2 separate regions of the Mus musculus genome follow, and region 1 is linked to region 2. The links are chromatin contacts, found by Hi-C in ENCODE. All regions are on one chromosome and are shown on one strand. Each heading gives the region's core, a stretch centred on a gene start or an enhancer-like site at or near the end of the contact. The rest is flanking DNA. Distances are from core to core; before and after follow the strand shown. Region 1 holds the start of Ercc4 (excision repair cross-complementing rodent repair deficiency, complementation group 4). Region 2 holds the start of Clec16a (C-type lectin domain family 16, member A).

Region 1 (4,377 bases), core at 1,267-3,766, 2.6 Mb before region 2:
GTGAGCTACCTTACATGGGTGCTGGGAACTAAGCTTTAGAATTCTGCAAGAGCAGTGCACCTTCTTAATCTCCGATCCACCTCTCCAGGCCACCCATGCGGGATTTTGTCGGTAAGCGCTAAGGCCTTCATACAATAGCTAAATCATAGATTCTCAGTGTTAAGTGACATGTAGCCATACTTATTCATGTCATCAACATTTGCTGAACCTCTCGACTTGTCAGGTAGTGTGTCAACAGCTTAGCTACAATACTGAGTAACAAAAGCAGAACGTTTAGCAGAGGAGACAGACAAAAATAAAAATGTTCACATTGTAGATAAGAAAGATTTCAAATTCTTACCAGTTATTAAATCTGAAGGTATTCTACCTGTCAAGAAATCAACCACGAGTATTCGGCTTGTTGCAAATATAATACCACCCTGCGTGTAGACTTCATAGCGACTGTTACTTGCGATTTCATTTGTCACTCGTCGAGGGAGATGTTCAACTCCTTCTATCTTCAACTGATTGATAAAATATTCCTAAATCAAATTAAACTCATTAGTAAGCTGCTTAGTACAGGGCAGGGAAGTTTTAAAATAGGCTATAGGGATTTAAAATGATGTCTCCATTCTCAGAGCTTATGAACATCACAGCAAACATGCAAACTAAGTTATTCTTTTATACCCATCAGTCAATCAGGTCACTTTAATTAAGGTTTTGTTTTGTAAGGTTAAGTTGTGCTTTGGAGTTTATATTAAGAAATAATTGTGCTCCAGTCATTATTTCCATTTCAACACCAAGCCACAGAACCTTTTAAAACTTTGGGTTAAAAGTTTTCTACTCTTCCGAAGATCCTGAGTTCAAATCCCAGCAACCACATGGTGGCTCACAACCATCCATAATGAGATCTGACTCCCTCTTCTGGAATGTCTGAAGACAGCTACAATGTACTTACATATAATAAATAAATAAATTATTAAAAAAAATCTTTAAAAAAAGTTTTCTACTACCTAGAAACTACTTCCAGCCAAAGTCGGGTTTTGAGACAAGGGATTCCTCTCTGCAGACAACACTTTAGACTGTTAGATCAGTATTGATACTTCCTAGAGAGATGCCAGAATGTCCATAGGTCCAATGGCCCATTAGTCTCTCAGTCTAATGCCACTTTTCTGGGCATCTTACATTGCACAAAGTACCATGCCAAGCACTGTAGATTCCTGGGGAATCCAACAGGGCCTCAGCCTTTAAAGGAGTTGTTAGTGACTCTTCTCAGCTGACATTTTCTTCCTGGCCACTACACCTAGGGGATCATCAGATTCATCATGCTAGGCTATGTCCACATCTCTCAACATCCGCAGCAAGGCATGTCTCATTCCACTGTCCTCAGGATCACCTGTTCTCTGTAACCCAGATTGATCGCTCCCTTAGCTTTAACTTCTGCACCCCCACCCCCATTTCCCTAATCCCTCTTCTTTTGTTAAGTCTCAAGGTCTCCTTTTCTACTAGAAAGTAATAACTCTCAGAGACCCTATCATCCTCGTCATTGTCCTTTTAGGGACCACACTCTGTCCTCCAAACACCCTTATATCCAACTTCAAACTCAAACACTATTCCTACCCAGATTCTGATACCGTCTCTCCTTTGCAGTGCAATTCAATCCACTACTCTACCTCAATGTGTAGCCTACTCGCCCCTCTCCTTTTCAGTGTTAAGGAGTGTGTGGGACCCGTATTCTCAGTGTCCTCAAACTGTGTCTGGGCCCTGTATTCAATGCTCTCCCATGTCAATAGAGGAACCCAAGACTTTCTTGGGATGCATTCTATACTTGGCAGTCATCCCGCAGTGTCAGAGTCCAGGATCTCCTTCCAGGACCCTCACTCAATGCCCTCCCTTGTCGTGGCAGCCACTTCAATTTCCCTGGGGTTCCCTTCCCTCCTTCGCAGCGACTTGGAACTGTGTAGGTGCCCCGCATCTCCCCCCTGGGATCTTAATTCATTCCCTTTCGTGCCCTGTTTAAGATCTGCATGGGCTCGGAGTCCCTGCAACCGTACAGCTCCGCGTTCCTACCGCGCCGATCTCGCATCGGATGTCCCCCAAACCCTTGGGTCTACCCATCCCGCAGTCGCACCTCCTCGGCCGGCTGCGTGTTGAGCACCAGCACCAGGCAGGCCGGGTGGCAGTGAAGCCGCAGGAAATGGTAGAGGAGCCGGTCGGTGCCGAGTCCGCGGGCACACACCACCAGCCCGTCGCTGTCGAGCAGTTCCAGCACCTGCTGCCTCTCGTACTCCAACAGCGGCGCCATACTCCGCCGTTCGCCCGACAGGCCTGGCTCCATGGGCGCCCTTCCGGGACCGCGGCCGCACGCTGACGGAAAGAGCCGAGTCCAGCCGAACGCTGGCCGAACGCAGGGAGAGACGCCAGGGCCGAAGGAGCGCAGAACAGATGTAACTGCAATGGCCGACTGAGAGAGGCCGGATGTAGCCGAAGGGAGCCGAGTTCAAGAGAGCCAACCGATTGTAGCCGAAAAGGAATCGAGGCGGGGACAAGTGTGGCCGGAATGTGCCCGAGCCCAGGGCAGGTCTACCCGAACTCAGCCGAGAGGCGCAGAAAGCGTTAGCGCGCGTGCGCGCGCGTGTGTTTAGGTTCCCCATCCTTTGGCTCTCTAGACCTAGGCATAAACTAACAAAATGCAAACAGAGAAGTCTAATCCGCGTAATCCTCCAATACCGACAGTTCAGAATGTTGCTGTCAGTATTCCAAGTGCATCCAGAATCGACATCGTTTTCCTAGTGTGAGGGTTTTGTCTCTACTTTTGCAAGTATTCCTCCCCCTCCCCGCCTTGAAAATTTTTAATAAGCACAATACCTTATGAGTTTCAGTCTCTTGTTTGCAAAGGTCTTGAACTCAGTAAGTTATTTTACAAAGCCTCCATCAGGTGCCAGTTGCAGCCGCGTTCCTTCCACTAGAGGGACATCTTGGGTCGTGTTTGTAACTACCTAAAAAAACCTCCAGGTAAGCAATCTAGGAGGCATTCTCTCTCAGAATTCTCCATTCCCCTTTATTTTCAGCCCATACGAAATACAAATGAAGGCAAAATAGGATTGTTCCATTACTCAGGAATAACCATGGTTAACAACATACTTTTGCGTGCCCCCTACCCTCTGCCGCTGCTCAGTTTGTGCGGCTGCTTGCCTGCTTAATTATATGAAATAATAAACAACCAAGATTCGAAACCAGATTTTTGGTTTCTCCAGGTGGGACAGGCTATCTCACTTGTTGAAGTAAATTCAAGGCCAGCCTGAGCTAGAGATGGAGACCTCCAGCACAAATATAAAGGGTGTTAGGATGTAACTTAGTGGTAGATCCTGAGTTCCGTCACAAATTTTCCCTAAATCTCTGTCCTTTATGTGGCTGGGTTTTCTGTAATGTGGAGGCATATACTTGTCTAGTTACTGGAGAACGTTTAGTTGGCTCCCACTCCTCCCACCAGCACGCAACATAGCATTTCACTAGCTTAGTTCATACAGAAGTTCACTCAAACCCTCAAGGTACGTTTCTCGAATGGACGATTAGTGGGAGAAAAAGGACACATTTATTTGAGTTTGCTCGACCTTCATTACATTGCCTTCCCGTTTACCAATCTCCCTTCACATCAGCCGCTGCAAGTGGATTTGTTTTCTCTCTCTCCTCTGCTTCTTCCAGCGTTTTCCTTCTGTCTAGTCACAGTTAAAAGAGCATCTAATAATTTCTGCATCTTCCTGAAGTGGACAGAGATGCCTGCAGACGCTTTCCGCGCAGCATGTCTGGGAGCCAGGAGATAATGCCTGCAGTTCAACAAGCCGGTTATATAATCAGGCAAGGCCACAGAGCTGGATGGTATGTTTCTTAGCGTTGGTTCAGGGTACAGTAAGTAGTTACTCAGCACACATTCAGAGGTGGGTGTGTGGGTGTGTGGGTGATTCCTCCCAGGTTGTGGCAGGCAGAATAATGCAACCCAAAGATTGAATTCCCAGAACCTATTATTTTTCATGGCAAAGGAGACTTCACAGATGTCATTGAGCTAAACTCTTGAGATGGAGAAATGATATTGACTTATCCAGGTATGCCCAATATAATCATAAAGATGTGCTTAGGGGCAAAGGAGAGGCAGGGGACTTAGCTTCAAAGGGGACTGTGAAGGAGAAACTAAGGTCAGAATGAGGTAGAAAGTGCCAGGAACAGAGCGTTGAGGAGCTGAGGAACTCCTGCGTTCTCCCTTGGGAAGCCAAGACGTATCCCAGCCACCCCCAACAACCCACTGTTGGGGGACGTTGCATTTTTGTTATTTTAAACCTCTGTGTTTATGGTGCTTTGTTGCAGCAATAATGGGAAAGGGATGTACACGCTTTTCTTATT
Region 2 (4,368 bases), core at 726-3,225:
CTTAAGCTACCTGGATCCTAAGTCTATCTATATAGGACACAATCAAACTCATAGACTTGTGATGAATAAAACAAACAGGAAATCCTTAACCAGGCAAAGTAACACAATAATGGGAATTTAAAGGGGCTACAGTCCCAAGTGAAGTGAGAGCCAGCAGGTGCTTAGGCTGGTAGGACACCCAGCCCCTCGGGACAATCATCCTCCCCTTCACAGCCACTTATCCACACCCCACTCCCTTTCCGGGCCATCTGCCATCCCGGTTAAGATTTCTGAATTGCTACCAACCCCCACTCTTGCCCTCTACCTCTTTCCTCTCCACCCCCAAATCATCCAGCTCTTCACATTTGGAGATTTACAAACATTTACTAAATCCTTGCTCCATGACAGAAAGAAGCCATTCTACACCCCAACATCAAAGGGGAAGTCCCATCTAATTTTTAGCTTGCCAATCTTTTCTAGGGACCCCTGTCTTCCTTTCTGTTGTTACCGCACTATCTTCCTGTCCCCATACAAAGCTTCTGGGGTCCCCTCTGAAACTGCCTTCTCCGCCCCCCCTTGGTACCTCCACCTCCAGTTCTCTCCCTGGAGCCTCTCATTTCTCTAAGGTCTCTGTCTTCTACCACTCTCTCTTTGTAGTCCCTTCCAATCCTCTGGCAATATAAGTGCAAAGAAACCAAGCAGGTTCTCCCGTCTTGGGAGTGTCAGTTTAACAAAAGCTAGAAAGGAAGTGAAAATAAACAGAGCCACAGAAGACAGCAAGGGTATAATGACTGGAACTTAGAGACAGAAAGGAACTGGAATGGGCTGGGAAGGCTTGAGTGCCTCTGTTAGCCACTCCTGTAGAGCAATCCTGAATCAATCACTTAACATGCTCAACATTACCCAATTCTTGTACAGTTCCCAGTTCCCAGCTGGTAATGGCAAATTGGAAGGACAGAGAGAGAAAATATGCCCAAAGCTACAGTCATTAAGTCAGGATTTGAACACAGGTCTAACTCCAAAGCTAGCCTCTTCTGTGTACTTCCCTGTTTCCCCAGGACTCTGTAAGCCTCCTGTCTTCTCTAAAGGTGCTACTGCTGACTATCCCTCTAGAATTCCTTCTGAAAATACTTGTGTTCTTTTAATCAATGTTCTTTTTAGAGCACTTGTACATGTTCTGTGCGTTTTCTTCATTCTCTTATCCAACCAATCCTAAAAATAACCACAAAAAGTGGTACTGTCACTCTATTCGTTTTACAGTGAAGGAAACTGAAGCCTAAATGCATACTGTTAACTAAAATCGAATCCAGATCTGGCCGGGTCAATGGCCTCGTAACTATGCAGTCCAAGAAGTGCTACCCCAAGAAGCCCAGTGGCCACTGTCTGTCCCCGGGACATCAAGACAACTCCAGCCCACAAAACGAAAACTCAACGATGCCCTTACTTTTCAGGTTAGGTGTCTGGAGACTGAAAAATCACGCGACTTGTCCAAGGTCACACACAGAGCCAGAAGTGAAAGAGTCAGGGTTCGAAGCCAGGTGCCCTGACTCCAAAGCCTTGCGGATAACCAACATACAACCCTCCCGCGGCACCCCTGTCTTCCTCGCACCTCCGAGCCCCGCAAGCCAAGCCCGCGTCTGGGCGTCCGCGCCCGGCCCCGCGGCCTTCCCGCCGCGCGCCCCGCACACTCACTTCAGGTGGTCCAAGGAGTGGATGTTGCGGGAGGACTTGCTGTGGCCCCCGCCCACCCAGCTCCGTGAGCGTCCAAACATGTCCGCAGACCAGCCCTGTCGCCTGCCTCACGGTTTCATGTCCGAGCCGCCCAGCGGCCCGGTGTCCGCGGCGACATCTCAAGCCCAGCCAGCGGCGGCGGGGGCGGTGGAGAGACTGCCAAGCACCTTGCTCCCCAGCCCAAAGCCCCGCACTGACATTCAGCCGGAACCGGCCGTTCGACCGCCGCGCTTTACGGCCGCCGCCGCGAGGAAATCTGGGAAATGAAGTTCTCCGGCGAGGCTCTTGACGACAGGACTCTGCGAACGGACTACAAGGACCGGCATGACTCGCGCGACCGTCCAGAGGAGGCGGGACAAGAGGAAGGAAGAGGCTGGGCACTGTCAAGGTGGGCGGAAACGGTTTGCTGAAATCGGAGTAAGACTATCTGACCTTATTTATTGTTAGCTTTGTGATTAGAAGAGTGTCTCGAAACCCCAGCTAAAATTGGAGACCACCCTTGGCAATTTGGCAAGGTTTAGTTCTCTTAAAAAGTATTACGTGCGCGTGCGCGCGCGCGCGCGCGCACACACACACACACACACACACACGCACTTAGAGTCTGTAAAACTTTGGAAAGCAAGTTCTCGCCTTCCACTATTTGAGATCTGAGAATTGAAGTCGGATCTTCAGACTTGTCAGCATCTTTGCTTAACAGCTGAGCCATTTTGATGGGTCTAACTCTTTAAAAAAATTTTTTAAAGGGGTGGGAATGTGGCTTATGCATTATGGATGCAACCTTCAATATCGCAATAATAAGAATTAAAAATAAAAAGCATTGAGTAGTACATTATCATTTGTCATTATCCTAAGTGATTAATTATTTAATTCTCACAACCATATGAAGTAGATGCTGTTATTAACCTTATTTTACAATTCAGGAAACTGAGTCACAGAGGCACTTTATGTGTGACAGACGCAGGATTCAAGCCCAGGTACCCTTATTTGCTTCTGTTGACAAAACCAATCAGTAACATTCTGGTTTGTCCTTACAACCTTTTTCTTTTGCACATTAGTCTTAAAACATTTTGTAAAGATGTGAGCAGCATTGTAAAGCTAACCACGATGAACTTTCAGAGGTTTCCTCTGGTCATTATTGAAAACTCATGCCATTTCCCAACTAATTCAGTAAGAAAGAAAGAGAACTCCAAGATCTCCATGAAAGGTTACATACACCTGGACTTCCTTCCCAGACTGGAAGTGGGAACCTCGGTGGGAAGCAAGATTTTGTGCCCCACACCCTCTCATTTATTCATTTCTACATCTCATAGCTATTTAACCCCTGTGACAGCCCATTGACTGTCCTAGGAAAAGAGTTGAGTCAGGGACCAATGTTCTCTCCAGGGCCCAGGACAAGATTTGCACATAGCACGTTTTTAGATGAATATTGATAGAGTGAATGGTTTGCATTGCTTCCAAGAATTAGAGAGATGTAGACTGGCATCAGGCTAATGGTTTCCCATGTAAAAGTCATGAAAGAACAAGAACATGTCTGACCTCCAAAGGAAATGACAGAGACTCAGCAGCTTCGAGAATCCATTTCTCTGGAATTTGTTTTCCTCATCTGTGAAAAGGGAATATACTACATTGCCTTGTCCAGCTCCTATAAACCTAAGTGTGACTTAGATTAAAGGCCTTTGTAAGAATTGAGGATAGACCTTAATCCCAGAACTCAGGAGACAGAGGCAGTGGAACTCTACATGTTCTGGGACAGCCTGGTCTATAGCCAATTTCAGGGCACCCAGAGGCTTCATGGTGAGACCCTGGGTTTTCAGGGTTTGGGTTTTGTTGTTGTTGTTGTTGTTGTTGTTGTTGTTGTTGTTTTCAAAAACAGATGTAGAGCTACATCTCGTCTATATCTTGCACACACAGACCTTGGTTTTGATCCCTCGCAAACTCATCCTCCTGACGAAGCACAAAGGTGGTCTGTAAACCGAAGAATCTGAGCAGATATATACTTAGCATTATTGGTTGGTTGGTTGGTTGGTTTTAAACATGGACTGCAAAATAATAGAAACAATAAGCAGCCTTATTGGCAGAAGATTTGACCTGCTTGTGGTACTTTCCATCCGGGTGTCATGGAACCCTATAATGCCTCTGTCAAAGGCACTCAGTAATTGATTTTTTTTTCTTACTATACCGTGAAAAAGAAAACAACAAAAGCGCTTTGGGGATATCTAAGATTTTCAGTGGAATTACCGGCATTCCTTTTCCACCCGGCATCATTTTAAAGGGGGTAAACTAAGTTCCAAAAAGGTGACGCTCCATACCTAAGTTCGAGATGCAGTCTAAGGAGTGCCAACTGCAGAAGAGCAACTTAGAGACTGGAGCACCTCCCATGGGGCGGAGCAAATGAGTACCCGCCCCCGGACAGCTCAAGCCAATAAACGTGGAGCACTGAGCTAGCCAATAAATACGGGCGAGCATGCGACTGGCCAATGAATGAAGAGCCTCTGGGTAGGCGGTGCTGGGAAGCCCAGAGCGACTTGGCGGCTGCAGCGATGGGCAGTGAGCCTGCGGGGGCGCCGAAGGTGCCTGAGGAACGCCTCGGGGAGACAGCAGCGGCCTCAACTCTGAGCTGCGGCGGGGGCGCGCGAGCGCAGCGTACAAAGCGAGTCG

Evidence for each region. Hi-C counts contacts between places; a loop is a spot of excess contacts on that map.
Region 1: a loop to region 2 is called in a map of adrenal gland, with 8 times the contacts of the local background. The contact joins the promoter of Ercc4 here to the promoter of Clec16a in region 2. A Hi-C loop is called at or near these places in 2 of 37 maps with a recorded cell type or tissue (T-helper 17 cell and adrenal gland).

Annotation. Positions count from the first base shown.
Region 1 is chr16:13,107,875-13,112,251 of GRCm38, reverse strand. Ercc4 (excision repair cross-complementing rodent repair deficiency, complementation group 4) reads right to left here and starts at 2,516. Exons shown (of 11, transcript NM_015769.2): 1 at 2,111-2,516; 2 at 341-521. The coding sequence starts at 2,317.
Region 2 is chr16:10,542,946-10,547,313 of GRCm38, reverse strand. Clec16a (C-type lectin domain family 16, member A) reads right to left here and starts at 1,975. Exons shown (of 23, transcript NM_001204229.1): 1 at 1,672-1,975. The coding sequence starts at 1,751. It overlaps Dexi (dexamethasone-induced transcript), which reads left to right and starts at 4,260. Exons shown (of 2, transcript NM_021428.4): 1 at 4,260-4,368.